2 separate regions of the Mus musculus genome follow, and region 1 is linked to region 2. The links are chromatin loops, found by intact Hi-C in ENCODE. Cell type or tissue: left cerebral cortex. All regions are shown on one strand. Links, peaks and the distances in the headings refer to the core of each region. The heading gives the core; the rest is flanking DNA.

Region 1 (15,478 bases), core at 7,479-15,478, 180 kb before region 2:
GGGAAAGAAGGGCTAGAAAAAAGCAAAATAGAAACGTGATGGGCATATGAAGACATGAGATCACATAAGGAACCTCTCAAGAAAGATAGTGCTGTGCAGGACAGCTTGGGGGATAAGGGGGTCTGGGGCAGATTATTTGTTATTGTTCATGGGTGAGACATGGGGTTCTGGATAAAGACAGCTCTGGCATTCAGATGAAATGGTGAAGCTTTGAGGAACGGAAAAAGGAAGATGCAGGTGAGGGTGAAGGCAAGGTGCAACTGGACAGAATTGGTTTGGGGTGGTAGGAGGGTGTTGGTTTGACCCTGCTGTCCCCTGCTCTACCTAGCCCCAGGCTTCTGCCAGAAGTTCTCCACACAGGAGAAGACCCCTCAGATCTGTGTGGTCGGCAGTGGCCCAGCTGGCTTCTACACAGCCCAACACTTGTTAAAGGTAAGCGAGGCACTCCTTCCAGGCTCCCTTCTTACCATTCATTTCTTGTCCCAATTCTGGGGGTAGGCTCCAGCCCTTTGGTTTGTCTGACAAGGAAGGGGCTTTTGACTAATGTAAGCTGTGTTCTTTCTAACTGATTCCACAGGTATAGCTGAGGCGCCCTAGGTCCTCAGCTGTGAGAGACATGCATTTGTTCCATGGATGGTGGTTGGGGACAGATGGGCAGCTGTCTTCTGCTTTGTAGGGAAGTCTTTTTCAGTCTAATGGGATGGCTTTCGCCTCCCCTTATCTTTACGCTTCTTTATCTCCAGCATTTTATATTTCAAGGCAATCTTGTCTGCAGCTTTGCGCCCTCCCCACGACCATTCTCTTCCACAAAGGCCAAGGTCTCAAAGCTTTCAGTATTAGTCTTGCCAGACAGGGCCTCAAGGTTGCCAGATGTACTGGAAACTCTGTCTCAGACCTTAAAGCAAAAGAGGAAGGGGGCGGGGTACTGCAGAGAAGGCTCCGTGGTTAGGAGTGTTTATGGTCTCACAGAGGACCAAAAGATGGGAGTTGGGTTCCCAGCACCCACACAGTGGCTCACAACTCAGCTCCAGGGAACCCAATGTCCTCTTCTGGCCTCTGCTTGGCCCTTCATTCTTGCACACACACAACATACATAACTAAAAGTGATAAAATAAGTAATTTTAAAAAGTAAGGAATACTGAGCTTGACTGAGACAAGACAGTGTCTGAACTTTAGAGGGGCTTGTAATACCAACGGGACAGAAGAAAAAACGATGATTATATTGATATCACATACAAATGTTTGAAAGGCAGAGTGACCCAGTGGCCTGGTTTACCTGGAGCTGACACTAGGAGGGTCTCATGGAGACCTCTGCTGTGAAGTGACCTATGCATGACTCTGCAGCTACATACCATGATCTACACAGGTCAGCGCTACCAGAAGCTGTCCCTAGAGAATGTATATTTGAGAAGCACCAAAGGTCATGTCTGGGCTTCAGCAAGCTCCCAGGTTCCGACATGAGTCAGCCTGGAGTGCAAGGCCACTGCTGAAGGACAGCCTGGGCTCTGGGATGGAGACCCAGGGGTTCTCAGGGTTGGGGTGGGTATGTGGGTGGTGTGGTTGGTATTAGGGAGGGTACTTGTAAGGGGCACTGAGGTTGAGGGAATGAATAGGATCTAGAAGGCAGGGCTTTTTGTGTCTTCTCAGTGGGCGGATCTTGACCTGCAGGCACGCGGGTGTGTTTATGGACCTGACAGTGTAGCTCGAGGAGGCTGGTTTACAAGGTATTTTAGGGCTTAAGCTAGGGGTAACCCCTAGCCCAGTCTAGAGGGAGAGGTGTGCAAACTGTATTTTATGGAGCATATGAGAATAAAATAGCCTCAAGAATGAGGAATTATGTGGATGAAGGCCAGAGGAAGGAGAGTGGCCCTGAGCCATCATTCCAGAGCCTATTCCAGAAGGCCATTGAGTATCTGAGGGGTGAAGAGGTGAGGGCCCAGATCACAAGGTACCCAGAGACCACTGACCACGTTGTAGACTTGAGTGGCTTTCTTTGGACGCTCTCCATGTTCCCTGCTGGAGCGGTTTTATCTAAATAAGCATTTCTGGGTTCAGCTCAGATTTAACCAAACTCTATGACTAGGACTCTCAGAATCAGCAGTTTTAAGCAAACTCCCTGGGGGCTGGGGGTAGATCCTGACACTCACAGATATAGGCAACAGGCCTCAGTGAGTCATCTCGAGCAAATGGGGAGAGAGGAGATGTCTCAGTGGTTAAGAGTGCATACCGACCCCTCTTGAAGAAGTTCTGAGTTCGGTTCCCAGCACTCCCAACAGGCAGCTTACACCCATCTATAACTCCGGGGGCTCTGAACCCACCTTCTGGTCTCTTTGGGTGCTGTTCTCTGCACCCCACATATGGATAACTTAAAAAAAGACATTTAAGGAAGGAAAAGCAAGGAAGCCTCCCCTAGGGATGGAACACAGGGCCTCGTGAGTGATGGGCGGGCACCCGACCACCAGCAGCTCCCCCAGCCCACTTGTCACTGGGAGTGCTCTCTCTGATGGGTAGACCTTAAGCAGGGCTGTTTGCCCAGAGAGCAAGAGAGTGGGGGAGGAAAGGATGTTGACCGAATAGGTCAAGGTGAAAGAGGAGGCCAAGGGCCACGACTGGAGCTCCAGGGGTGGAGGGAAAGGAAACACGGATAGAGGGGAAAGGACAGGGGTCAAGGAATGGGCTTCGATGTGTGGAGTGAGGCATCCTGGATCTCAGATGGGAAAAGAGATAGGGTGAGAGGAGGGGGAGGGGAGATAGAGAGGCCACATCAGGCCTCCAAGATGTAAGGTCACAGGAGGGAGTAGGGAAGATTTCCCTAGGACACAGGACATGTAAATTCAGGAAGAGCAGGGGACCCCAGAGCAGAATTGCTTTGGGGATTGTCCATCTTAGGAAAAGGGCCAGAGAAGCAACAGTTGGTGGGAGGAGAGAGAGGTTTCTGGGAAGATGGGTCTGCGTGTGAGATCAGGGCTACTGTGGGCAGGGGGATGGAGCGGAAGATGGAGATGATGAGGTGAGGTTGTATCAGGGATGGCTAGCAGGCTGAGCAGTTTGAACTCTGACCTGTGGCCATAAGAAGGACAGGGAAAGCCACAGCTGTAAGGAACCTGAGTGAGTCCCTTGTGTCCTCACACTGGGGGAGCCTCAGGCTGAGCTCTTGAGCCTGACTCATTCAGCCTTGAGTGTGGTCCAGAGGGACCAGACATCGTACTGAGCAGACCCCTCCCTCGTGACCCAGCAGTTGGTGGCGGGACAAGGCTTGGCTCTGTGGCTGTGGACTTCACGGCTACACTCTCCATTGAGTTCTCCATAGCTTCAGTTTCCATGGCGTCTGAGAGAGGCCATTTGGGAGGCTGCTTAGGGTCTGACCAAGGACAAAAAGGCAGAGGGGCTAGAGGGGCTGGCCTTAGGGCAGTTGGTGGAATAGAGGGAAACAGGATTTGGACGAAGGCCAGGGGAGATAAGCAGAAACCCATCGGCCTTGAGTCCTTCTGAGCTGGGTGGGAGAGGTCAGGGCACTCTCTTCCCTGACTCACCTTCCCCAAGGCCTCCCAGTTCACAGAGAAGGAGACCGAGGCCCAGGCTTGTTCTAGGACTTACCGGGTCCGTGCCATTGGTGGCAGCAGAGCCAGACCAGGCTCATTTGGCTAGTTTCAATCTCAGACCTTCCCTGTACCCTGTAAAGTGCCTTGGGACACAGGTGACATGGGGCAGCTGAAATAGCCAGACTTGTTTTTCTAAAGCTGGGAGTAGGCCCTCTGCCACCCCTTCTGTCCCCACATGCCCCAGCTGTATCCCCATTTTCTCTGACCCCACATGCCCCAGCTGTGCCTCATTTTCTCTGTCCCCACTCCCCACTTGGCTAATCCCTGACACAGTAGCATCATCTTGGAGACTTAGAGCTAAGGCAGGTCCTCAGATCACATGGCCAGCATGTCATGAAGGTCTTCGAAGGTCTACATCTGACCTGAGGATGAAGTCCTGACACTTCCAATTCCTCACGTTCTCTGTTGGAAGTCCCTGAGATCTGACCTCAGTTTCTCTTGCTGCCCTGTTCCTCGAGAGCCCTTATCTGGGCAGAAGGAACGCTGGGTCCTTGTTTCTGCTCATGGATGGGTAGAGCCAGGTTCCTTGGCCATTTGAACTGGGTTTTCTTGCTCTGCCATGGGAAGGGTGACCCTGTGGGGGCCCAGCTTCCCCCTTGAACCCACCGGCTGTTTTCCTCCCTCAGCACCACACCCATGCCCACGTAGACATCTACGAGAAGCAGCTCGTGCCATTCGGCCTGGTGCGCTTTGGTGTGGCACCTGACCATCCTGAAGTAAAGGTGGGTGTTGCCTGGTGCGGAGGGTGGTGTTGGAGACGGTAAAGATGAGAGTAGAGAGGCTCCCTGACATACGGGGCCCATTCCGGGCATCGAGGGCGGTGGGCAGGGGAGGGGGTGAGAGTGAGACTGGCGTGTTCCCTGGAACTACCCTACCTTCTAACGTTCCCCTCCCGATGCTGCATGGCAGAATGTTATCAACACATTTACACAGACAGCCCGCTCAGACCGCTGTGCCTTCCAGGGCAATGTGGTGGTGGGCAGGGACGTGTCGGTTCCAGAGCTTCGGGAAGCCTACCATGCTGTGGTGCTGGTGAGTTCCCGTGTGGAAGGGGTGTGGTTATAAGAGGAGGGGCTGCGGGAGGCAGGAGGCTGGTGCTGAGGCCCTGGGCATGGGTGGTGACTTCGTCTTCCTTCAGAGTTATGGAGCAGAGGACCACCAACCCCTGGGAATTCCTGGCGAGGAGCTGCCTGGAGTGGTCTCAGCCCGGGCCTTTGTGGGCTGGTACAATGGACTTCCCGAGAACCAGGAGGTGAGTTTGAGGGGGACTCCTGCTGCTTCCGGCTGGAGTCAGGACATCGCGCCTCCACCCCACCCCCCTGTTCGACTTTGAGGTCAAGGTAGTGAGGAGAAAGCTGAGGTTGATGTGAGACATCAATGGCTGAGGCAGGCCAGCTGTGGAGACCTTCTGTGGGGCTGAGGGAGAGGGAAGTGGGATGGAGTGGACTGCCTAAGGCAGGCTGGGGGCCCAGCAGACGTGGCCTAAGGTGTCTGCGGATGAGATTAGCCTAATTGGGGCACCCTATCAAGACCTTTCTCTTCCAGCTGGCGCCAGATCTGAGCTGTGACACGGCTGTAATTCTGGGACAGGGGAATGTGGCTCTGGATGTGGCCCGGATCCTGCTGACCCCACCTGAGCACCTGGAGGTGAGGGGTCAGTCAGAGGCCGGAGAGATGGAGTGGGAACGCATTGAGGAGAGAATGCCCCTGAGGGGGTGGGGGGATTCGGGTCTTATTGCTCCCAACAGGAGCCCAGGCAAGGTACCTTCACACCCCAGTGTGCCCTGGGCATTCACACACTCATTCTCCTTCCTCGGAACTTCTGGACTGACCTCCTGCTAGCTAAGAAGTTACATTCCTTCCACTTCTCATTCTTGCCTCAGCTATTCCTTCTGCCCAGAGGTCTTCCAGGCCGTCCTGTGCAGGTGTCCCTTAGATATGGGCTTAGCCACTAGTTGCCTTTACTTCCATTCCATAGCCTTGCTTCACGACTGGGTTTACACCGACGAGAACAGAGGAGTATATCTCTCCCTACAAGATAAGAACCATGTAAGGTTTTAAACTAGCCTGTTTAGCTCAGACAGACTGTTATTGCCTCCGTAAGCCCCTTGTCCTGTTGCGGACCTGTGATAGGCTGTCAGGGAAACCTTACAGGGTGGAAAAAAGTGCTGTTACCTAGGAGCCATTTGCAGGATTGGCGTCAATGCTCTGTGTGGCCACCAGGGGGAGTTGGCGGTATAGATTTTGGACCGATGGTTTTCTCTGGATCAGAGTGGGAAGGAGACCGACTAGCCTTGCAAGTCCCCCTTTTCCAAGTCAAGTCCTCCTTCCCCTTCGTTTGAATCAAGGTCAGATATTTAGCCGTGGCTGGCCGGAAACTCACTGTGTGGATCAGGCTGGCCTCGATTTCACAGAGATACGCATGCCTCTGTCTCCTGTCCCACTGTACCTGGCCTTAAGCGTCTCCTTTTGTGCCAGAAAACAGACATCACAGAGGCTGCATTGGGGGCCCTGAGGCAGAGTCGGGTGAAGACTGTGTGGATAGTGGGCCGGCGTGGGCCCTTGCAAGTAGCGTTCACCATTAAGGTACGGGGCCCAGAAGGGGAGGAGCCAGGGTTGCCTTGGAGTTGCTGCAGGGCCCTTGGGAGTGGCTGCTTCCCTGGATGGAATGGGGAGGAGGCAGGTCCCAGAGGCTTTCCCCACACTGCTCATGGTTTCTCCCACCAGGGCTGAACTCTGGTGGGCCCGGGAGTGCTCAGCGCTCTGGACCTGACCTCCCCCTCCCCCTCCCCCCACCCCCACCCTCAAGGAGCTTCGGGAGATGATTCAGTTGCCAGGAACCCGGCCCATTTTGGATCCTTCGGATTTCTTGGGCCTCCAGGACAGAATTAAGGGTGAGGGGCCAAGTCCAGCCCCCCCAGCTCACAGGAAGGGGATGTCTTAGGTTAAATAAGGCTTGGGGAAGGGCGACCAGAGGGACAACGCTGCAATATTATCCCATGTTGCTGACAGATGTCCCCCGTCCAAGGAGGCGGCTAACAGAACTGCTGCTTCGGACAGCCACGGAGAAGCCAGGAGTGGAAGAGGCTGCCCGCCAGGCACTGGCCTCCCGGGCCTGGGGTCTCCGCTTTTTCCGAAGCCCCCAGCAGGTGCTCCCTACCCCAGATGGCCAACGGGTAGCAGGCATCCGCCTGGCAGTTACTAGTCTAGAGGTGAGTCTCGTGTTACCCAGACTTCCCCTTTTTAGGCTTCCCCCACCCCATCCTGGTGTTACCCACATTCTCCCCAACAGGGTGTTGGGGAGTCCACTCGGGCAGTGCCCACAGGAGACGTGGAGGACCTCCCTTGTGGACTGCTGCTGAGCAGCGTTGGGTATAAGAGCCGCCCCATCGACCCCAGCGTGCCCTTTGACCCCAAGCTTGGAGTCATCCCCAACACAGAGGGCCGGGTTGTGAATGTCCCAGGTGAGATGGTGAGCGAAGGCGGGGCGTCTGAGTCCGGTGGGAGGCTGTCGTGCCAAGACCACACCATCTACCATGGTCTAAGACACAGCTTTGAGACAGGCCCTCCTCCTGCCCCCTCGGCCACATGCTCAGGCAAGCTGGGACATCATTGAGTAAAAATTTGCTGAGGCCTTCTCTGGGCCAGTGCTGATGCTGGCGGGAGATGGCCCCCTGTCCTTGGGGAGCATCAGTCGGCTCACCCGTCTTGTTCATTCATTCAGTAAATGTTCCTAAGGGCCTGCAGAACCGTGATGAGAAAGTCTCAGCTCATTTGTGTCCTCAGGGAGCGGCTCTTCCACATGGAAGCTGTGGGGAGGGACGGTGGTGTGGGTGAAACAAGACTCTGTCATGGACCAGGCGTAATGGTGCCCACCTTTAATCCCAGCACTCGGGAGGCAGAGGCAGGCAGATCTCTGAGTTTGAAGCTAATCTGGTCTACACAGTGAGTTCCAGGACAATCAGGACTACACAGAACCCTGTCTAGAAAAACCAAAACAACAACAACAACACACACACAGTTGTGATAGTGAGCCGGTGGCTGTAGTAAGCCCACTGTGTGGTCTACTGGGAGACATGGAAGACGTGTATGTGTGTATAGTTCAGGATACAGACTTGCTAGGTGGTGTTCAGCTACGCTCTCTCTGTTGACTCTCTCAGGCCTCTACTGCAGTGGCTGGGTGAAGAGGGGACCCACAGGTGTCATCACCACAACCATGACAGACAGCTTCCTCACCAGCCAGGCGCTGCTGGAGGACCTGAAGGCGGGGCTGCTGCCCTCCGGCCCCAGACCCGGCTATGTGGCCATTCAAGCCCTGCTCAGCAATCGAGGTTGGAGCCTAAAGCTGAGGGCTGAGGGTGGGCCAGTGGCTTGTCTTTGGAACTTTACCCTTTGAGAGGAGGGCCCTAAGGGGCTGAGAGGAGGTGACAGGCCCATCTTTGTATTCGCCTCAGGAGTCCGGCCAGTGTCTTTCTCAGACTGGGAGAAGCTGGATGCTGAGGAAGTCTCTCGAGGCCAAGGTACTGGGAAACCAAGGGAGAAGCTGGTGGATCGAAGAGAGATGCTGCGGCTGCTGGGCCACTGAACCTGGGCCCCAGCCCCTACCGTGCAAGACAAGAGCCGGACAGTCTGGGTTGGACTCTTCTCTCGTTCATTATGTTATTGACGGCCCTGGCTTAGACGCCGAACCGTGCCCTTTCCAGGGGCCTCTGAGCTCTGCCTTCTGCAAGCTGACCTCCCAGTGTGGCTTGAGGCCAAGGAGGGAACCTGAAGCTAGGGATGGATGGAGATACAGACTGACCCTACCCGTCCTGCTTCCTTTCTGATGGACCTTGGAGGGCCTCTAGAACGGAACACAGTGGAAATAAAACAGATGTGCCTAAGACCCATGGCTGATAGCTACCATTTTTGGGGGGCTGGGGGTGCTGTTACTGTGTAGCTCCTGTTTGCCTGTGGCTGCCAGAGGGAACTAAGAAAACAGATCCTTGCTCAAGAGTGTCCTGGGGACAGTGGGGATTGGGGGGGAGGGGGCTGCAGTGGGGATGGGGGCAGGGCATACACCTATCCTCCCTTTCCTGTCTTTCCTGCTTCTTCGGCCTCTTCAGTTCACACTTCAGTCACTGGTGATGAATCCCTTACAAGTCTGCCCTGCTAACCTCGCTGCCTGGTGCCCCCAGGACAGAGAAACAGTGACAAAAGAAGGTCCCCCAGTGTGCCCCTGTCTCTCCTGGGTGCTGGCAGGCTTGGCTTGGCCCTCCAGTCTCCATACACTCTGTGCCTTTCCACTTTCAAGCTTCCAGATAAATCCACAAGCCTTTTCAAAAACGACTTCAGCCTACGGCAGTTTAAGGCTTCTTATAGCAGCAAGATGCTGCCTTACTTTAAAAACTGAAAGAACCTCGAAATTAACTGGCCCAAGGTCACACAGCTAGGGAACCGAGGGCTCAAACCCAGGGCTCCTGGCAAGCTGGTGTTTTTCTCCGAGGTTGCCCTTGATTCTGAGCGTCGAGTCTGGGCACAGGGTCCCTGAGCAGGAGAGAGGAGAGGGGCCAGCTAGGAGCACAGGCTGTCAGGGAGGGGCCTGGACGGGCCAGAGGGGCACCGGTGGCCGGCTGGGGCGGGCCGGGGCGGGGCGGAGGCGACCGGCGGTGGCGAGCTCCATCTCAGTCGGCTGGTGAGCCCCGAGAGCGGGAGGCGCGCCTTTGCGCAGCCCGGGACACAGCCCCGCCGCGGGGCGCGGGCCGGGCGCGGGGGCGGGCGGCATTCAGGCCGCGCTACCCGTACTGGTCCCGCCGCGCCCGGCTCCGGTGCCCGCCGAGCTCGCAGCCAGCGTGCCAGCTCACGGGGGCTGGCTCTGGGAAGAGCACCGCGCGGGAGACGGCCGCGGGCTCTGGGCGTGGGTGCAGCGCCCCTTCCCCGGTGAGTGGCGGCCGAGGGCTGGCGACGAGCAGGGGGGCGCCAACTTCGTAGGCAACTTAAGGGGCTCCAGCGCCGCGCGGGCAAGGACGGTGGAGACAGACGCGGGACACCCGAGACAGTATGGCCAGCTCGGGCGTCAGAGGTCTGGGGGGCGGGAGGGGACCGCGACCCTTGGGAGCCGGACTGTTGGTGTGGACCTGGGCGCAGAGGAGGAGAGGGGAGACAGGCTGGGGAGACAGACTGGCCGCGGGCGCGAGGGAAGGACGCGGGTGGAGAGCCCAAGGCGATTGTCCCTAGGGTGGTGGAGCCTCCTTCCCTTCGCCTGAAGCGATGGCCAGGCCAAGCTGGGCACAGTCCCCGGACGCGGGAGTCTGGATTGCCGGGTCCAACTGTTGCAGGTAGAAGCCTGCAAGGAACCCGGCAAAGGCCAAGAACCAGGGCCGAGGCTAGGTTTGACCAGAGCGCGGGGAGCTGGAAAGGACACAGAGCTCTCGGAGAGCTGTAGCAGTTGGCGAGCTGGTCCCTGCTGGGTACCTGCTGCGCGCATCTGCCTACTACCGACCCATTAGGGTGAGTCTCCCCAGGCCCTCTGCTTCCCACTTTCTTTCCCTTTCCTGGTAGCTCCTAACACTCCATTCCCTGACCTCTGACAATCAGTGGGCTTCTGGGGTGACAGGATTTCCCCAAACGCTGACCCCCCCACACACACCACGGCTTGGTTCCCCTCGGCTCTGAGGGCTCCAAAAGCAGAGTGGGAGGAAGAGGCTACGGTAGAGCCTGCGCTCCGGTGCCTGGGCCCCGGAAGCACCCTTTGGCAGCTGTGGTCTCCTGGGGCTGCAACCAGGATCCCCGACGGCTGAGAGGAGACGCCTGAGCCTCTAGCTGCCGAAGGCGTTTTGTGCTTGGACTAGGTGAGCAGGGGGAGCTCCGACTATCTAAGACGAAGGCACCTAGCAGGCGGCAAATCTCCCAAGGGCTGATTTGGCGACTCTTCAAAGGTCCTGCTGGGCGACAGGCAGAACTTCCCGCTGGGTCGGACACTGACCCCATTTGCTCACTGTGTTTTCCAGCCCTCCCTTCCCAATGAGACATCTGGTATAGCATCCTCAGTCTTCAGATGGTGGCCCAGTCCTGGCCCCATAAGCAACCCCCACCCCTGGCCACAAGAAAATTTGGCGAATATGCCATGCTACTGGCTCTTTTGAACAAGTCCAGTGTCTGCCTCTGAGCTAGTTTCTAAACTTGTCAAGAATAAAAACGTGAAAGAGACAGGTCGGCAGGAAACCGGCCGCCTGGGGGTCCACTCTGGAAGGCCACCTGGATTGGGTCCTGATCCACCGACCCGCCTGCCAGGCTAACTCGACCATCCCCTGCCCAAGGACTTGAGATCCAGGCCTAACTTGGGGCAGTGGTCTGAAGGCCTAGAGCTGGGGCTAGGGTTGTGGGGAAAAGTTCAGGGGGCAGTGGCCAGGTTGGGGGCGCAGAGTGCGTGGTGCTCGATTTGGCCGCCAGGAGGCGTGGCGCGGGTCCCCGCGCCCGGAGTCACCGCCACTGCCGCCGCATCGCGAGTGTCCTTGAGCGGCGAGTGATGGTGGCTCTTCGGTGCTCGCGCCCCCTCCTCCCGCAGGGGCAGCCAGATGCCACGTTCCCTATGAATTATTTATCGCCGGCCTAAAAATACCCCGAACTTCACAGCCCCAGAGTAAGATTCCTACAAGAGGAGGGGGCGGGGCGACCCTGGGGGCTGAGGGGAGGATCAGGCGGGAGAGGGCAGGAGTATTGGAAAAGGCAGAACTCTGAGACCCCACCAATGTGGACGACAGAGGGACTATGTCTTTCCAGATGCCTGGGGTGTTAGTGGGGTAGAGAAGGAAGAGACAAGGGTTAGAGGTGGGTCGTCACGGCGAAGGTCCCTCACTCGCAAGAGTCATCAGCCTAGCTGGATGATACAAGCTTTGGTACCAGAGCTTCTGGGCCTTGGAGTGGGGGCGCCATTAGTGTTCCAGGTTAGTGAGTGTGTATGTGTATGCACGGCCTTGTCAAGGAGTCTGCGTGTGACTGGGGGTTGGTGGAAGCAGAAGAAAAGGTCCCTGAACATGTAAGATTGATAGAACCTTTTAAGGGGTGCAGAATGTCCGAAACAAGTAGTCACTCACTGCCAACCTCTCCTCTGTATTTGGGGACCAGGTGTTCAGCAAACACTCTTTTAAAGACCCTTTGGGAGAGAGTGTCTTCAGAGATACACAAAAGCTCAGTCATGGTGGGGGGGCCTGAGGAGGACCGTCTCCCAGCTCCACACCCTGCAAGGAAAGAGTAATGGGACCCTAACCCTGTTCCCTCCCCTCCCCGCCCCGGGGCCCAGCACTGATGAATCAAGATTAGGGGCAGGAGCCTACAGAAGAGGGGACTCGGATTGTTTGTTAGGAGCAAAGGAAGGAGATAAAAACAGCTTACCACTAGATTAGCAGGGGTGAGTATCCAAGAAGGAGAAGACAGTGGGATTGGGTTAGGTTGTTGGACATTGGTAGTTTATTTGTGGGCACCAGAGAGTTCTCCCATTTGACCCTTGTCACAGGGTCCAGGCGGAAGTTGTGGCAGTTAGGAGGCAGGAAGCAGATGGGAAGGAGAGGTTGGGGGCCAGGGACATGGGATGGGAAGTATGCCATCTTGTGAGGAGATGCCCTGTCACATGGCTTTGTAAGCTCAGGGACCTGCTGACTTTCAACCTGCCTCAACTTTCCCCACTCCAGCCTGTACAGAGGAGGGCATTTTCACAGAGGAGGGAATCTGCCGAGGACCACAGCCTCCCATCAGAGCTGGGAGAGAACCTGGGCCCTTCCCCCAGACTCTCATTGTCTGGAGGAAATAAAATAGGACACTCATGTGTGACTTTAAATTTGCAGGTACCGATGACATTAATAAAAGAGAAAAGACCCAGGTGTGATGCTCACACATCTTTAATCTCAGTGCTTGGGACGCAGAGGCAGCCAGGTCTCTGTGAGTTCTGGTCTGCGTAGTGAGTTCCAGGCCAGCAGAGGCCACATATACTGAAACCCTGCCTCAAAATAAATAAATGAGTAAATAAAATAAATAAATAAAATGGAAAAAGAAACAGATCAATTTCAAATAGTATAGTCTCTATTTGTTTATTGGTTTTCTTTTGTTTTTGTTTAGAGACAGGGTTTCTCTGTTGTGGCCCTGGCTGCCCTGAAATTCTCACTCCATAAACCAAGCTGGTCTCAAACTCAGAGACCCTTCTGCCTCTGCCTCCCGAGTGCTGGGAATTAAAGACGTGCACTACCATGCCTGGTTTAATAGTATAGTTTAATTCAACACATTCCCAAAATACTATTTTAACATATAGTGAATATAAAAATATCAATGAAAAGAGTTGGGAAGTAGGCTTAGTGGATAAAGAGTTTTCCAAATAAATGGTGAGGATCAGAGTTTGGATCCCCAGAGTTCATGTAAGTGCTAGATGGGCACTGGATTCTGCTCTTCTGGGTTCAAAGGAAAGACTCTGCCTTGATGAATGAGGTGGGGCATCGACTTCTGATGGCTTAGGACTCTATTCACACACACACACACACACACACACACACACACAGATTAATCAGGTAGGCTACACACTTACACACTTTGCACACCATCTCCGATATCCAGCGTGCCTGTGTTGACCACGTACCTCCCTTTAGTGACAAGCATACTGGATGCGCACACAGGCCTTCAAAGGAGCAGTGAGCATGACAGTGCCTGTCACTGTCATGCTTGGAGATTGTACAGTCCACGCCGCATGGTGTGATGTGACTTGGGATCTCATCCAAGACCCAATTATGCCTCCAAGCTGCCATTCACCGACACGGGGAGATCTCACAGGTTTTAGTAAATCTATGGCTTTCCTTTCCCGGCCGCCAATCCCTCCTTAGACTGAACTTCTACCAACTTCTGACACTTGAGCTCAAAGCCCTGACCTGTTCAATTTCATCTCACCTGTCAATGATAACACTGTCAGCTCTGATCAGCTCCTTGCGCCTCTGTGAACAAGTGCTAGATCCTTAGCTAGGAGCAGGCGTCCAGGGAGGGGAGTAGCGAGGCCAGGGTCTGATGGAAGTAAGGTTAGAGAGAGGAGGTGGGCGGAGCTTAGAACAGTCTGCTGGTTCTTCAGCTTCTACTCTGAGATCCAGGGGAGCAGGGACCACGTCTGTCTACCTCGTGTTACATCTTACCATCCGGCAACTCACTCCAGAGGAAGGTGATCTGTACACATGCGTACCGAGTCACACTTCGTAACTGGAAAGTTCCCTTTTGTGATCGCCTTCAGAGCTGTCTTTTCAGCCTAGAGGAGAGGTTTCCATTCACGCACACTCCCTGAGAACCCCTTAGAGAGAACTGGATAGTCCAGAGGGAAGCCTTTGTGGCATGTCCCATGAGAAATTAGGCTTTGGGCAAAAGGGAGAGATGTCGCAGTCTGCAAAGCAGAGGAAAGAAAGGTCTGGAAGAAGCCAGGGCTATTCTGTGAGTTTCCAGGCTCCAGCTCTGGAAGGTACCAAGTGCATCCTGGGTAGCCTGCTTGGGTCTAATCTGCATCTCTGTGGCAAAGGAGTGCAAATTTCCTGCCAGGGGACTGGAGTGGCAGGTCCTCTCAGACCCTTCTTCAACACCCTGGTTAGTTTTGTTGTGGGTGGAGCAGCATCCGTCCGCAGGTGCACAAGGTCATGTTTCTCTCACCTGCTTGGCTCTTGGTCTTGATCAAGAATGAATCTGTGTAGCAGACATGCTCTGCCCCTTTGGTTAGGTGTAAAAAAGATTCTACACACCAGCAATGGGACGGGAGATAGTGGATATAAATTGGATAGCTCAGGGCTTTGGATGTCCTGAACCCAAGCGAGTCGTCCTTGGCCACCCTGCTTTAGAGGGCTGTCCTAAATGAGCTGGCTGAGGGGAAAGAGACAAAGACATACAAGTTCTGGAGGAGAGGATCCACCGGGCAGAGCCACACAGCAGAGAGCCAGGGGCTGTCCGTGGGGAGCAGTAGTCATTCTGATGAGGGATAGATGCAAGATTCAGTTCGGTTGTAGCGTGGACTGAGCTGTGGGTGTGCTAAGGGGCTGCCTTTCTTCATCTGGCAAAGAGGCTGTCACCTACAAGGTAAAATTTGCTAATGGCAGTGAATAGCTGGATCTCTTGTTTTGGAAGTTCAGAAAGGCAAAGCGACTTCTCAAATCACCCAGCTGAGGCTGGAGAGATACTCAGGCATTGCAGAGATCCATTCCCAGTCCCCACATCGGCAGCTCGCAACTCCCTGTAACTATAGCTCCAGGGGATCTGACTCCACAGCTACCCATACACGTACACACACACATACATCACACGTATGCACAGACCCCTGTACACACACACATACATCTTCACATAATTTTGAAATACATCTTTTTTATTTGTTTTAGAGATCACACAGCTAGTAAGCGGCACACCTGACTTGAACTCAGCTCCGTGCCCTCAGCTCAGTGCTCCCGAACAACACACTGACATTTCAGAGTCTTTGTTAGGGTAGAACCCAGATAACTGGGTTTGGGGACCGTGACCTTTCTAGCCCTTCATAGATAAGGGTGACAAACCTTGTCCTGGCTTCTGTTCTTCCTCGTTCTTGCATCTCCAAGGTGCCCTGGGGATGCTCTGCTTAGCTAACCTGTCTTCTTTTTCTGTGTCTGTCTGTTTCTGTCTGCCTCTGCCTCTCCTGTGTAGGAAGGTTCTCTGTACTCTGGCTGTCTGTGTGTTCTCTGGCCCTTACCTTCTGTTTGTCCATCTACCTCTCTCTGTGCCTGCTCTGATTTCTCTGCAGGACCCTCCAGTGGACATGGGTGGAGCCCTGGGGCCCGCCCTGCTTCTCACTTCACTCCTTGGTGCTTGGGCAGGGCTGGGCGCAGGGCAGGGAGAACAGGCCGTGACCGTGGCGG
Region 2 (15,968 bases), core at 2,801-10,800:
GGCACAGGATCCTGAATTCTGATCTCAACTTTGAAAGTCATAACATTGGGCCAAACACTTAATCTTTCCTAAGGGGCTCGGGGAGGTGGGGGCTCTAGTTCAGTGGTAGAGTGCTTGCTTAATGTGTGCGAAGCTCACAGTTCTGATCCCAGTACTGCCAAAGAAATAAATAGAGATGACTATAATACTTGTGGTGTTGCTGTGAATATTTTTTTAAGACTTGTTTTGCCAGGTGTGGTGGCACATGCCTTCAGAATGCATAGGTAGAGGTGGGCGGAGCTCTGTGCGTTCAAGGCCAGTGTGTTCTACATAGTCAGTTCCAGGTTAGCTAGGGCAACATGGTCAGACTATGTCTCATAAGCAAAAACAAAATCTCCCCCCCCCCAATATTTCTTTTATTTTTATGTGTATCTGTGTGTATCTGCACACATGGCGAGGGTGCCCACAGAAGTCAGAAGAGGGTATAGGATCCCTCAGAGTTACAGACATGTGAGATGCTGGATATGTGGGTATGTGGGAATGGAGCAGGAGTCCTTTGCAACACTGCAAGCACTCTTAACTGCTGAGCCATCTTTCCAGTCCCGGTTCTGAAGATTTAGTGAGTTAATTCTCGTGCCTGGAGAATGCCCAGGATCTACTCAGAGCTCAGTAAATGCAGGTTGGATACTCTCTGGGCGAGAAGACAGAGCTCTGGTGACTGTCTCTAAACACCACAGGAGCTCTCTGATGGTTACAGTTTGATTCTGTCTGATAAGTCTCTCGGTTGTTTGCCTGAGAAAATCTGGATAGATTTTAAGTTGACAAGCACCCCCATAAGCACTTGAAAAACTGGCGTTACTCTCTCTTTCTTGCATATTTTCTGATGAGATGCTTGCTGAAACCGTTTGTTCTAATCCCTGTGTGAAGGTTGTTTCCCCCTCCTTCGGTCTTTCATGATCTTTACGTTCTTGGTGCCCTTTGGAAATGATGCGACTTGATGTAGGATTTTAAAATAGGATTATGGGAGCATGGAGAAATGGCTCAGTGATCATGAGTGCAAACTGCTCTTTCAGGAGGCTGTGGTTTGGTTTCCATCACCCATGTGGGCAGTTCACAACCGCCTGTGACTCCAGCTCCAGGGGAGCTGGCGCCCTCTTCTGGCTAACATGGGTACTGCACTCATGTGCACGGTATCTACATCCACATAATTAAAAAATAAAAACAAATCTTTTATAGCTAAAAATTAATATTTAAAACATATTCTGTTTGATGTTTAAGTAACCACTTTTGGAAAATTCTCAGTAACTAGGACTCCACAGATTTCTTCTGCTTTTAAAAAAGTTTACTTTCTTGACATTCTCGTTACACATATGCTATGGCGTTTGAAATTATGGCAGTGTTCTTGGATTATCTATTACTTTTCTTCTCCTCTTTGTATTTTCATTCGGGAGAAGGCAATGTCTCATCTATTAGGTAACTGGGCCTCTGCATTTTCATTTGGGAATTTTGTCTCCAACCTTGGCATTTCTTTCTTCAGGCATGTCTAGGCAGCTGCCGAGGCCAGTCAGACCACTGCCGTTACACTTTTAGCAAATATCGACTTTAAAGATTTATGTGTATGTGTGTGCACCTGCATAAACTTATGCAGTTACATGCACGCAGAAACCCATGAAGGCCAGAAGACGGTATCAGATCCCCTGGAACTGGGTTTACAGGTGGTTATGAGCCATTATGCGTGTGCTGGGAACCGAGCCAGCCTTCTGAAGAGGAGTAGTGCTCTTAACCACTGAGCCAACTCCTGAGCCCCTCTGTCAGACTTAATATTCTTGCTGCTCATCTCGCTCACACATTGTGCACGCTGCTTTCTTTTTTTTTAAACAAGAGCCCTGAACACATTATCAACTTATCTTAAATACATCCAGAGATTATTAAAACCCTTCCAGCATTTTCCCCCTCTTGACACGGGGCTCCCCCACGCCGCTCTCTACTCATAGAGAATGGGCCTGTGATTCGCAGCCTTTCCAGCTGCACGCACGGTTTTCATGCTAGAGCCCTGCTCGTTCACCGATGAAGGGGAGCCTCCTCCAGTGTAATCAGGAAGTCTGTTGACTCGTGGGTGGCAGTCCCACTCAGGTCCATCCACATCCTGTCTCTAGCTCTAGATGGTGTCCTCCGCATCAGCAGGTAAGCCTGCCCACGGGGCTGTGGCTTCTGCTCCGTAGGGGCAGACCTCAGCTGTGGCTTTCGGAGTTCATTGGCTCTGCGGATTTCAGGGTAGCAGTTGCAAACTCAATTCCCAGATGGGCCAAGAAATGTTATTGATTTTCAATTTGCCCAGCTTTTTCTTGATGTTTATCTGGGAACGACGATTTCCGGCTTTTTACCTGTTGACACAAAAACCCAAGTTTAGAATTGAAGCAGTATTTTTTGGGGGGAGGAGGGGGGACCCAAATATCTGTAGTCTTCAATTTCTGATTCCAGGTCTTTTTGAAAACTTTTAAAGTTAAAACGCTAATTTACAAAGATTTAACATTCTTTGAATCCTTCTCTTTGGGCCGCTCTCCTTTTAAGAGTCGAGACCACTCCAGCAGCGAGTCCTGCTTCCGCTCACTGACTCATCTTGCTGGGTCTAGTTTTGCTTATTTTATTTGTATTTTTGTTGTTGCGTTGAGTCCCCCCCTCCCCCTTCTCTTTTTTTCTTTTCTTTTTAGACAAGGGTTTTTTATGCAGCCCAGTCTTACCTCCAATTCATTATGCGCCTGCCTCAACCTTTTGACTGCTGGGATTATGTGTGTGACTTGGCTATTTTTGTTCTTTTTGTATCATACCCCGCATCCACTCTCTTTGCCCTTTTCCTCCTTCCTCTGGAATGTTCCAGCTTGGGGAGAAAAAACTCTATTTCATCTTGTACTTCCATTATGGGGAGATGAAGGCAGGAACCTGGAGACTGGATCCCAAGCAGAGACCACAGAATAACAGGGTTTTTAGCTTGCTTCCCCCGCTTTGTTCAGCTGCCTGCCTGCCTGCTTTCCTTCCTCCCTCCCTCCCTCCCTTCCTTCCTTCCTTCCTTCCTTCCTTCCTCCCTTCCTTCCTTCCTTCCTTCCTTCCCTCTCAGCCCCCTTCTCTTCCTCCCCCCTCTTCCTTCCTTCCTTCCTTCCTTTCTTTCTTTCTTTCTTTCTTTCTTTCTTTCTTTCTTTCTTTCTTTCTTTCTTCTTTTGGTTTCTTTTTGATATAGGGTTTCTTTGTGTGTGTACATGTGTGTGCATGTGTGTATGCACACATGTGTGTGCTTGTGTGTGTGTGCATGTGTACATGTGTGTGCTTGTGTGTGTGCATGTGTACACATGTGTGTGCTTGTGTGTGTGTGTGTGTGCTTGTGTGTGCATGTGTACATGTGTGTGTGAGAGCATTTGCATGTTGTGTGTGTGTCTGTAGTTTCTGTGTCTATGTGTGGTCACTCTGGTACACATGTAGAGGCAGAGGACACATTTGTGGTGCTGATTCTCTCTCCACCATGTGGGTTCCAGGAATTGAACTCAGGTTGTTGGGCTTGGCCACAAGCACCTCTGTCCTCTGCGCCATCTCACTGTCCCTCATGCATTGCTTTGTTAATAGTAGATCCTTTTTCTTGAGTCTCCTGGGTGTGAGACAGTGCATTGATACCCCATTCCTCTTTTCCTCTCTTTCCCCCTCTCTATTTCTTCCCCACCCTATATCAATAGGCATGATTCTGGAAAACTATTGGTTTTTAAATGATTTTATATTTGCAGAAGAATTGCATAGATGTTACAGTCAGATTTTGACACCTCAAACTCTGTGTCTGTCACTATTAGTGTCCTAGGGGACCTTTCTTGTGTCAATATGTCATGATGCTGATAAGACATGGTACCAGTAAGTCATGGTGCTGATATGTCATGGTGCTGATATGTCATGGTGCAGATATGTCATGGTGCTGATATGTCATGGTGCAGATATGTCTTGGCATTAATATATCATGACGCTGATATGAGGGAGTTGGACTCCCTAGGACTGGAGTTATGGATGAGTGCCATGTGGTGCTGGGGACTAAACCCACAGAACTCGTTTCTCTGCGAGAGGAGCTTTTAATTGCTGCTCTGTCTCTTCAGCCCTCCACATTTTTTAAGTGATAGAGTTAGTGTTTTAGAAAAGAAAAGAGTAGTAAACGCTCCCACGGGTAAAAGTAGACATCTGAGCTGGGAAAAGACAGATGCTCAAAAGGTCCACTGCAGTATTTACTTTAGGGAGTGCTTTTACATTTTTGATCCCTAGGGTTCTCAGAGCTCATATAAATCTATTGAAGTCCGTGCCTTTTTTTTTTTCCTCCATATTCTGCTGGGTGAACAGTAGACCCCGCCAAATTGAAAATACCATCTCTCCAGTTTGAAGATGAAATGTCCCCCCCTTTGGCTCATGTTTGAATATTTGTTTCCTTAGGCAGTGGTGTCATTTTGGAAGGTTCTGGAACTTTTAAGAGGGGGACTTTCTCTGGATGAAGTGGCATCACTGGGAGCACACCTCATGGGTTTATGGCCCAGCTTTGCTTCCTGTCTGCCCTCTGCTTCCTGTTCTGCCAGAATATGGAGAGTTCTAGCTGCACGCTCAGTGGGGTGGCACCATGCTTTCCCCTCCATGATTGATCGCATCTCCTTAAACCGTGAGCCCAACAAGCCCTTGCTTCCTGGAGTTGCTTCTCGACAGAAAAGGAACCAAGAGAGCCTTCTGTCCTGGAAACTCTGAGTAAAATCGTTTACTGCCTCTTAGTGGTTGCTACCATTTTCTGAGGTTCTCAGGTATCAGGTGCTGCGCCCCCTGGATGGCTCCTTTCTTGTCTGTGCCAGTCACTTGTGCATTGCTGTGACAAAGTGTCCATCACAAGCAACGGAAGCAGGGGAGGTCTGTCTCAAAGCTCTTTGGTCCTTGGCTCCATCAATCCTGGAAATCTATGGCAGAACATTATGGCATTGGGAGCGTGTGGACTCGCCTTGTGATAGGAAGCAAAGAAGAAGGAAGGAGCTTGGAATCAGGAGTCGTTTCCAGAATCACAGCCATGAGAATCCTACTTCCTCTGACCAAGTTCTACTCTAGCTTTCACAGGCACACATATGTACAAGTGTGCATACATGATACACAAAACACAGACACACAAACAAACACACATACACATAGACAGACACACATACAGACACAAAAAGACCAGATACACACACATAAATATAGAAAGACCAGATGCACACACACACACAGACATGAACACACACACATACACACATGCGCACACATACATACATATGCACATACACACAAGTGTGCATACATGATACACAACACACAGACACACAAACATACACATACATATAGATACACACAGACACCCATGCACATGTATGTGCACACACACAAACACAGAAACCATGCACACATGAACTTGTACACACACAAACACACACATACACATGTACACATATGCGCACATATGTGCACACATACACACATGCACATATACAGAAACCATACATACACATATACAGACACACACACATGAACATGCACACACACAGACACACTCACAAACACACGCAGATATATACACACACATGGACACAAACATGCATATACACACACAGACACACGCAGACACACACATATACACAAATGTCCATACATGACACACAACACACAGATATACAAACACACACATACACATAGACACACAGACACATAGACACACAGAAACCAGACACACACCCCCATCTGAATGTATCCATATCCAGAATACTATTCTTGAGCTTTTAAACTGTGTCTGACATGGAGATTAAGCAGCAGGTGCATTCTGGGTCATTAAGGAATTGTGCCTGAACCATGCTGATAAACGTCAGGCTGGCAACCTGCTAAGTCCAATGGTCAAGGCTCATTGGGAACTCCATGATAAACTCCACGGGGCTTTCATGCTGCAGAAAGCCTTGTGGCTCGGAGATGGGATGGCGTTCTGGCAGTTTCTCTACCTTCTGGAGGGGCTTGTACAGGTCCATGGCTAAGTTCCACGATAGTGAGGGCCGCACGGGAGGGGCAGGGTCCTCCACCGCAGCCTGTCCTCCCTGGTGGGAATGGAGGCTATGGGTCGGGTTGACCCAGAGAAAACAATGGTGACTACGGCTCCTTCCCGGGAGCTGTGAGAGGCTCATTCCCCATTCATCCACTCACCCCTGGCCAGGCCTCTGCCAGCGCTCATGCTACACAGACAAAAGAGCCACAGTTCCTGCCTCTGACAGACGGCAGTGCGCTCCACGTGACTGACAGGTAGGGCTGCTCATCCCACGTGACAAGGGCCGTCGGGGAAGGAGATGAGATAGCATAAGCAGCTACAACCCGAACGTTGGACCCATCTCGACCTGCCCTTTACTGAGTGTGCAGCTTGGTTTGCTCTTTTGCCAGGCTCATCTCCACGTGACTTTTTTATGGTTATTGTGGAAATTAAATGAAGGATGCTTAGACACATTGGCACGGAGTCTGCCCCATTGTGTGTGCTCCATCTGGGCATTGTCATTGGGAACAATATGGATTTAGTGTGACAGAAGGCTAGAGCAAGGAGGTGAGACTCAGAGAAGGCTCACCGAGGACAGGGTCACCTTGCATCTCTCTTCATCCTTGAGAAAGGCCCCAAGTGGTACTCATCTATAATCCTAGCACTTAGGACATTAGGGCGAGATAGCTGTGAGTTTGAGGTCAGCCTGGGCTATATAGTGAAGGAGAGGAGGGAGGGAGGGAGAAAGAGGGAGAAGGACAGACAGAGGGAGGGAGAGCAGAGAGAGACAGATAGAGGGGGTAGAGAGACAGAGACAGAAAAAGAGAGAGGACAGAGAGAGGGAGGGAGATCAGAGAGAGAGCGACAGAGAGACAGAGAGAGAGAGAGAGTCAGTCACTTAGGTCACTTTCCAGGACACGGGCTGCCACATGGTTATTGTCCCTTGTCTTCCCCCTTAGCACATGCTTTCCAGAGAATCAGGGATGAATAATGAATGAACCATGTACTGTGGCAATCACGTGCCAGGCTCTTTTGCCTGTTTAATGGATCTAACTTAATCTCACTCAGTAACCTGCTGGTAACGATACCATTCCCAGCTCAGAGCTGCATAATGAGACCCGAGGGCAGCAAGTGCCACAAAGTTCACGCAGCGGGCTCATTGGGTCAGCAGCCCCTGAGCCATGCTGGCCCAGGTAGAGCTGCGTTGCCACCGTCCATCCTGCCAGGGCGTTCCTCATGAAGAGTCACAGCTCACACCCAGTTCAGACTGTGAAAGTGTATTCAGAGCTTCTTAGCTCTGCTCCTTAGTTGAAAACTTCCCACCACGGGGACTTTTTCAGGTTCGGCTCGGCTCAGCTCGACTCGGTTTGTAATCCCATCGGAAGGGTCAGGGTCTCAGAGCTAAGAGGGCTCACCACTCCAGAGTGGTACAGGAAGCATCTAATGACTCCATCGTGAGTCACATTTACTTCAACATCCTGACTATGAAGACAGCCCCCTGGCTGGGACTCCAGGAGCCTCTCTGGTCCCTCCACAGTTGGCCCCTCAGCTGTTCCCCCTTTCCCAAGAGTTTCCTCTACATTCAAGGGGTTCCGCCACAGAGTGTGAAGCGCTCCATGACTCACTGCTGCCACCTAGTGGACATTTGTCTTCAGCAGCGTCTCCAGGCAACTTTAATGTTGAGAATGGACAAACTCACAGTCCCTAAGAGAAGGGGATATTCAGAGCACAACAGGATAGCAGGTAAAGTCAAAGCTTACTTACAACCCTTTAGATCCCTCCTGCACCATTCCTTCACTGTGTGGTGGAAGAGCCTGGTCCAAGGACTCAAGTTCTCTTTACTGAGCACATTTTAGCAAACCATTCTACACTACAGTGAATTCGGGTCACAGCCACGTTCTATTTGAAAAAGTTTAGGGCTGGAGAGGTCACTCAGTGGTTAATAGCACATACTGTTCTCAAAAAGGACTTGGGCTCCATTCCCAGCCCACCAGCACTCTAACTCCAGTTCTGGGGGGGGGGGCGGGGAGGGGGTGAGGCCGGCGGGATCTGATGCCTCTGGCATCTTCTGGCACCTGTGTGTATATGCATGCGCCCACCTTCCACACATACACACATATATACATAATTAAAAATAGAACATATCTTAAAAGGTTCTTGTCACAAAGAATTCCAGGTGAGAGAGTTCATAATCCCGCACTGTGTGTGACAAATATTCTAACATCACATTGCTTCCCTATAAACGTATCCTCTAAAAATAAGTCAGGGTCAGAAATACATCTTAGCAAGTAAAAAAAAAGTGCTTAGCAGGTAAAACTCCCAGACGTGGTCCTCTGACTTCCACATGTGCATTGTGGCATGATCCCGCCCCCTGAACACTCCCAAATTAAGTAAAATGTAATAGAAAATGTTAAAGTAAAAATGTGTTTAGTTCAGAGAAGTTGTCTGTGATCGATCACTTTCTGGGATTTTGAATATGCATATTGCCTATTGGGGAGGAATTTGCTCTTTAAGCGTCAGTTTTGACTGTTGATAATAATACAGATGACCCCTCCCTTACACACCCCTCCCCCCAGACCGCAGCAGCTGCCAGGGCACAGGCAAGAGATTCTCTGCAAGGGAGGCATCATGTTTTTGCAGCTCTCTCTTTGTTGAAGTCACACCTCACTTGGCCATGATCCTTTTCCAGCGGCCTCTCCCACCCAGCCTGCCACCTGCTTACAGGGATCTGATTTCAGCCATTTTCCAAAAAGAGACAGAAGGTGCTCCCAGGTCCTCCAGGCTGTCTGTCCCCAGCCCCGAGGTGTACAGTTGAATGAAGACTGGGAGAGGGTAACTCAATCCCTCTATCCAAAGGGTCCGTTTATTAAGTTCTCAGCTCAGTTTTCTTTAAGATGGAACTCGGGGTATAGCGAATCAGACTGGACTATGGTTGAACTAAATTGATATCTGGCTCATTTATCATTCATGAATAAATGACATTCATTCATTCATTCATTCATTCATTCATTCATTCTTCCATCCCAGTGCCACAGGAGCACAGAAGAACCCTAAGGAACCTAGTGGTGAGCTGCTTTAGCCATATGCTCATCCCAATTCGATGATCGCCTGGAGGAACAACCATCTCCCTTCCTTTTTTTATGCACGTGTGCACGCATGATTATTTTGAAACAGGGTCTCTCTGTGTAGCCCTGGCTGTCCTGGAACTTGTTCTGCAGAACAATCTGGGCTCAAACTTACAGAGATCCACCTGCCTCTGCCTCTTGACTCCTAGAATTAAAGGTGTGTACCACCATCACCTAGTTGCTTTTTTTGGTCTTTAATTTCTTATTGTAATAATAATAATAATAATAATGATAATAATAATTTGATGCAGGGTTTCTCTGTGTAGCCCTGGCTGTACTGGAACTCATTTTGTAGACCAGGTTGGCCTCAAACTCAGAGATCCACCTGCCTCTGCCTCCGGAGTGCTAAGATTAAAGGTGTTAAAGTTTTTTAAATTTTATTTATGTGTTTCTGGGGAGAGGTGTGTGCCTGGCACATGTGAGTGCAGATGCCCCTGGAGTCCAGAAGGGGGCGCTTGATCTCCTGGAGCTGGAGTAACGGGCACTCCAGAACTGCCTGACTTGGATGCTGGGAACCAAACTGTTTTCCAGAGTAGCACACACTCTTAGTACCTGGTCTCTTTTCTCTTTTGAAACAGGGTCTCACACTGTAGCCCAGGCTAGCCTCAACTTCATTGCAATCCTCCTGTCTCAGCTTCCCAGGTGATGGGATTACAGGCATGAACGACCATGCTCGGCTTCCTTGGTACTTTGACTTAAAATCACCTCCTAGACTCTCTTGTTTTGCCAATGTTGCTGCAGTTTACGGCTCCAAGGGCTGCTTGGTAGCGTTGAGCTGAACGAATACACCACAAATGCTCATTCATTCTCCCCTCCAAGGACGCATGGCGCCTCCTGGTTTTTGTTTGTTGCAAACAGCACCGCTGTGAACCTTCACACACAAGCTTCCTGTCGTCCACGTATGAGAAGTCCACTTTGTCTCTACATCTGAGAGTCCTTTATTCAAAGCCAGCTGCAAGTGCTGCCACAGTGTGGTAATGATGAAGAACTGCAGGCCCGAGAGATGGCTCAGCAGTTAAGAACATTTGCTACTCTTGCAGACGACCAAGGTTCCAGTGCCTGTGTTGTGCAGCTCACAGCTGCCTGTAACTCTGGCTCCCGGGACCCGAAGCTCTATTCTGGTTTCCACGGGCTCCTGGACACATGTGCGTATACCACTCCCTTACCACATACGTGTATACATACGCATATTTAAGAGCACAATAAATTGGTCCTGGAGAAATGGCTAACTAATTGTGAGTGCTCACAACTCACACACGGGACCTGGGTTCTGTCCTCAGCATTTACATCAGCATCAGGCAGGTTGCAACCCCTGTAACTCTAGTTCCAGGAGACCTGATGCCTTTTTCTGCCCTCTGTGAGCACCTGCAGTATGAACTGCACATAAACTCATGCAGACATAAATATATAAATAAAAATAGATGCTGAAAAAAATAAGATCGGGGGCTGGAGAGTTGGCTCAGCAGTTCAGAACACTGGCTGCTCTTCCAGAGGTCCTGAGTTCATTTCCCAGAAACCACATGGTGGCTCACAACCATCTGTAATGGAATCCAATGCCCTCTTCTGGTGAGTCTGAAGACAGTGACAGTGTACTCATATACATAAAATAAATAAATTAATCTTTAAAAATAGGGGCTGGAGAGATGGCTCAGCAGTTAAGAGCACTAACTGTTCTTCCAGAGGTCCTGAGTTCAATCCTCAGCAACCACATGGTGGCTCACAACCATCTGCAATGGTATCCGATGCCCTCTCCTGGTGTGTCTGAAGACAGTGACAGTATACTCACATACATGAAATAAATAAATATTAAAAATAAAATAAAAAGATAAATCTTTTTAAAAGTTAGTGAGGAGCGACAGCCCTTTCCTTGCAGGACCGTGAAGAATAAATGAGAAGATGCTGCAGAACATGCCAAGTGCTCGGCTCGGCCGTTCGTCTTTATCATTGAGCCCCAGATGCTATTACTGATGTGCTAGGCCCTCCACTGTGTGTGCTGCACTAGAATGCTATACTGGTGCTCTTAGTAAAACTTGTGACTTGCCGGAATTTGGGGACGGAGAATCACTCGTGACAACCACAGATCAAAGCCTTGCCGGGGCATATAGTTGCCACTTGGAGCCTCTCTGTCCAGTGTGGGGTAGGAATTGTATGGTGGCATTAGGATTCCCATGTGGATTAAATGAAATAAACCAGGGCTGATGAGATGGCTTAGTGCAGAAAGATATTTGCCAATTAGCCTGATGAGTTCCTGTCTTGAGGTCCTGCTGTCCTTGTGTCCTGGATGATGGCCTGTAAGCTGTACGATGAACTTAACCCTTTCCTTCCCAGGTTGCTTTTGGCCATGGTGCTTATCAAAGCAACAGAAAACCCTAACTGAGAGAGTGGTTAGACTTCCCCATAGACACCCCCCCCCCCATGGGTCTTTTTGGAAATGCAGACTCCCCAGGCTCTGTGACTTAGAATCTCTTGGGCTTTGACTTGGGGGTTTTCCTTGTCACGACCTCTGGGTGTGGGAATTTTCAGGCACGAGGATACGTTTAGGTGGCTGTTGCTGTCCCTTTTAGTTAATGTGCCCTGGAGAATCAGTTTGAAAGGCCCTTTCATGTCCCCACCTGTTCCCTGTTGTCACATCATGACTGGCCTCCTCTCAGAGAGTAGCATTGTCTCGAGAAGTCATAGAATCCTGCTTGACCATAGGCCTAGGTGACCTCACAGGAAGAACACCTAGTCACATGGTACAGCAGCCTGAGAAGAAGCACATTTGTTCCAGTTTGAGGACACACGGTACAACATGGAGAGGAAGTCATGGCCACAGGGACATGAGGCAGCTGGTGCCAGTGAGTCTGCAGATGAGCAGAGAGATGAGCGCTGGTGCCCTCAGCCAATGACACGGCATTGCCCTCAGTCAGGGAGGGGCTTTCTACCTTGATTAATCTCATCAATAAAACAGCTCACAGACACGCCCACTGGACAGTCAGTATTTACCTTTATGCATCTTTTTATAAAGGAACAGACCACTTAGATGTGGTCGTGTGAATGACACACCATCTCTACAAGTCTTGGGCATTACATCATTTCAAGTTGGGTCTCTGCTTCCTTGTGCTTTGAGATGGGAACTCTCAGCTGCTGCTCCAGGCAACAGACTTATCTTTTGCTGCCATATATCCTGCACCATGATAGACCATGATATCAGAACAACCCCTGTCTTCTGTAGGTTGCCTTGGTCAGGGTGTGACTAATATGCCAATCGGTCATATTGACAGTGTGTGTCTGCCTGGGTAACGAGTGGACATACAATATGTCTGTCCTACTTGGCTGTCACCGTGGACTAGACACAGCCTGGAGTCACCTGAGAGTGGAGTCTCAGTTGAGCAATGGCTTAGATGGCCCTGGCCTTTGCACACACCTGAGGGGGGACTTCCTAGAGTGTTGTTAAATGTTGCATAAGTTCCACTGTAGGCTGCACATTTCCCAGGCTGCATGAGGAACATGGCTAAGCACGTGAGTGAGCCAGGAAGCAGCGTCCTCCATGGTTCCTGCCTAGGGCTTCTGCTTGACGTCTTGCCCTGACCTTGCTCAGTGGCGCACCGTGACATGAAAATGTAAGCCAAAAGTTTCTTTTAATGGTGGCATTTGTCACAAGAGCAGAATGAAACTGGGACAGTGGCTTAATAAAAAGGATCAGAAGAGCATCCTGGGCTTAGGAAGTGAAGTGTGGGTGTTAACATCTCTTTGATTTTTTGTTGTCACAGTCATCGCTATCATCACCATTGCCAGCATTACCATCACCACATTGGTATCATCACCATCACCATCACCATCACCACATCATCACCGTTGTTATCAGCATCATCACCGTCAGCATCATCACTGCCAATTATCAATTATAATTTCATAGTAGCAGAGGTGTGAGCTGGGCACAGAAGTCAGAATGTAAAAGCCATACTTCTCAGCCCACCTTGCAACAAGATCTGGTGACGTAACTAAGTTCTGGCCAATGAGAATTGTGTCAGAAGTCAAACCCTTAAAAAGAGAGGAGCAAGGCCTCTCTTTAACATCCACCTGGATGGAACGTGCAGGTGGCTATGTCAGCCATATTGCCTAGAGTTGGAAGCCAAGTCCTGGAGGGTGCAGTCATGGGTCAGAACCCTGAGTCCCATGGACATGCCACACCAGCCTTGAACCATTCACCCTTCAATGTTGCGGGGAAGAAAAACAATTTTAGTTTTCTTTTGTGTTTATTATTAACCCCTAGACTTGGCCTCTCTTCTTGTCAAATAACCTTTTACCACTGGGCAGCACCCCTTACACTGAGAGACACCTCTTACCACTGGATGGCACCTCTTACCACTGGGCAACACCCCTTACCACTGGGCAATGCCCTTTGTGACAGGGCAACACCCTTTACCACTGGACAATGCCTTGTACCACTGGATAGCACCCCTTGCCCCTGGATGACACCCCTTATCACTGGGTGGCACCCCTGACCACTAGGTGACACCCCTTGCCACATTTGTATTTCAGCACTAGTGACTGAACCTAAAACACACTAGGTCAGCATTGGACTATAGCCCCAGCTAAACTGACAATTTCCATCTCATGTATGGATGGGTATATTATCTTTAAGTACTAAATAATGTAATTGTTATGTTTAGAAAGAGTAAACATTCTACTAGGTGGCTTAAAAAGCAAAAGAATAAGGAAGGGTGGACAGAGAGCCTTATGTTGATGATATAGAGAGAAACACAGGGAGGAGTCAGGCATGGTGGCGCGTCTCTGTAATATTAGCATTCGTGACATAGAGGCGGGAGAATCAAGAGTTCAAGGCCTGGGCTATAAACGAGGAAGACCCCATCTCTTACAAACAATAAATAGCACATGTATGAAATATACCATGCAAATGCCTATTCTTATTTTTAACTTTGTGTATATGTGTGTGGGCTCGTGCACCTTTGCATAGCACTCGGTGGAGGTCAGAGGAGCGTGTCAGATTCCCTGACGCTAGAGTGACAGGCAGTTGTGAACTGCCTGACATAAGGAAGAGCTGGGATTTGAACTCAGGTCCTCAGGAGGAACAGACTGTGCTCTTAATTACTGGGCCATCCTCTAGCCCAGTGGCTCTTAACCCGTGAGTCGAGACTCCCTTGGTAAACCACTGTCTCCAAAAATATATACATTACGATTCATAACATCAGCAAAATTACAGCCATGACGTAGCAATGAAAATAACTTTCTGGTTGGGGGACACCGCAGCATGAGGAACTGTGTTCAAGGGCGGCAGAGTTAGGAAGGGTGAGAACCACTGTGCTAGCCCAAGGACTTCCTACATTTTTGTTCAGGGTGGATCTCTTACCGCCATGTAATTCTGACCGTGGTAGGAAGAGGGACTGATTCTCCGTAGGATAGGAGCTACAGAAGAGAGACTGTTACTGGGGTCTTACTTTGGCCTCCCCTGAGCTTCCTAGAACTGTGATCGCTTGGGAGGGATTCAGGGAAAACACACAGAGCATGGGTCAGAAGATACACAACATTTATTACAATGTAAGGTGGAGTGTCTCTTCATAGACAGCGGCCAAAGGGACCGTCGGGTCACCCTAAACCTTCTGCTAGGCTTTATACTATTCCGTAAGCCCCTTGCATAGACTGCTTTCCTTAGGGATGCTTTCCTGACCAGGTGATGGACAAGCCCACTGTGGTCAATTCTTCTGGGTGGGGGCAGGGGCATGTCTGTGGTCTTTATCAGAAACTCCCAGCTGCATAGTGATCCCCTCGCCTCCAATGCAGTGCAAAATGTCACCTCTCCAACTATGACCAGAGAAAGGACTCAGATTTCATCCTTTAGACCAGAAACCGAAAGAGAGCTTTCGTATTCCCTCCTGATTTTACAAGCTGCTGGCTGTGACGGAGGAGGCCCATCTTCAGTGACCGCCAAGCCTGCTAATGTTTAACCAGCTATCTAACAGAATGGAAGGGGAAATGGGGAGGTCTGGAGGGAGGAAAGGGGAAGAGAGGAAGAGATAAGGAGAGAGTAAATAGTTACCTTCAAGTTAATGGCCAAAGTGGATAGTGTTTTTTAATTCAGAGAGACTGTTTCTTTACACCTGATATTTTCCAAATGGGGGCAAATTGAAGGTCTATTTCTATGCCCTAAAAATGAGGCATGCATGGATGAGCAGGGAGAAAATGAGAGTGTCTTCTACAGGAGAAAGGACAGGCTCTGGGACAGTCAGGTGAGTGTCAGCAACACAGTCACCTCCAGCCATAACGGATAAGGCCACCAGGCAGAGGATGTGGCTGAATACAGGACAATTTAGTTACAAGACAAACTCAGAGCATGGGGGCTTTGGTCCCAGGCACGTAGTTCCCTTTCCTGGGGCCACAGGGCAGGGTCATGGCTCTCCTACAGTGCTAGTCCATTAGCTGTGACATCATAGGCTGCGAGGTAATGAGTGGCTGGCTGTGAGACACACTAAATACAGCCAGCCCAGAATAGTCTTTCCGAGTCTCGCACTGTCTGTTCCTCTAAGGTACCCTGTCATTTCCTGACCTCATCGCTACCCTGAAGTTTCTGTGTTGTACGAGGCACAGGGAAGGGACAGTTTAGACTCCATGGGGCAGGACAGGGGATAGCAAACTGCACTTTGTGGTTGTGTGGAATGGCTGTTTGGCTCAAAACAAATTCTTGGGCCTGAAAACAGATCTCAGTGGGCATTGCCTCTCTCAGAGCTAGTGGGGTCCTGTGGCATGGAGGTGGGGGATCTGAATAGGAGGAGTCCCTAGGTCTGTGGATATGACTTCCTTTGTTGACCAATGGACTACTT

What was found. A loop is a pair of places that touch in the nucleus more often than their neighbours do. Peaks named below come from ENCODE experiments on the same cell type or tissue, not always from the same donor. Only the 100,000 strongest peaks of a DNase experiment are listed, where the experiment ranks them.
Region 1: a loop joins it to region 2, with 4 times the contacts of the local background. A loop is called at or near these places in 17 of 42 quality-filtered maps.

The regions. Positions count from the first base shown.
Region 1 is chr11:115,261,033-115,276,510 of GRCm38, reverse strand. It overlaps Grin2c (glutamate receptor, ionotropic, NMDA2C (epsilon 3)), which reads left to right and starts at 9,268. Exons shown (of 15, transcript NM_010350.2): 1 at 9,268-9,521; 2 at 9,920-10,091; 3 at 10,198-10,432; 4 at 15,267-15,478. The coding sequence starts at 15,379. It overlaps Fdxr (ferredoxin reductase), which reads left to right. Exons shown (of 12, transcript NM_007997.1): 2 at 329-432; 3 at 4,229-4,324; 4 at 4,512-4,634; 5 at 4,741-4,854; 6 at 5,148-5,249; 7 at 6,081-6,188; 8 at 6,412-6,496; 9 at 6,615-6,814; 10 at 6,895-7,066; 11 at 7,763-7,933; 12 at 8,057-8,486. The coding sequence ends at 8,187. In left cerebral cortex, for the core only: a CTCF peak has its summit at 11,000; no DNase peak of the experiment used is centred there; H3K4me3 peaks cover 1,763 bases; H3K27ac peaks cover 1,263 bases.
Region 2 is chr11:115,075,205-115,091,172 of GRCm38, reverse strand. No RefSeq gene overlaps it. Among named protein-coding and RNA genes, the nearest start is that of Cd300e, 21 kb to the right of the region's middle. In left cerebral cortex, for the core only: CTCF peaks have their summits at 7,656 (motif pointing left) and 10,125; DNase peaks (open chromatin) are centred at 7,655 and 10,121.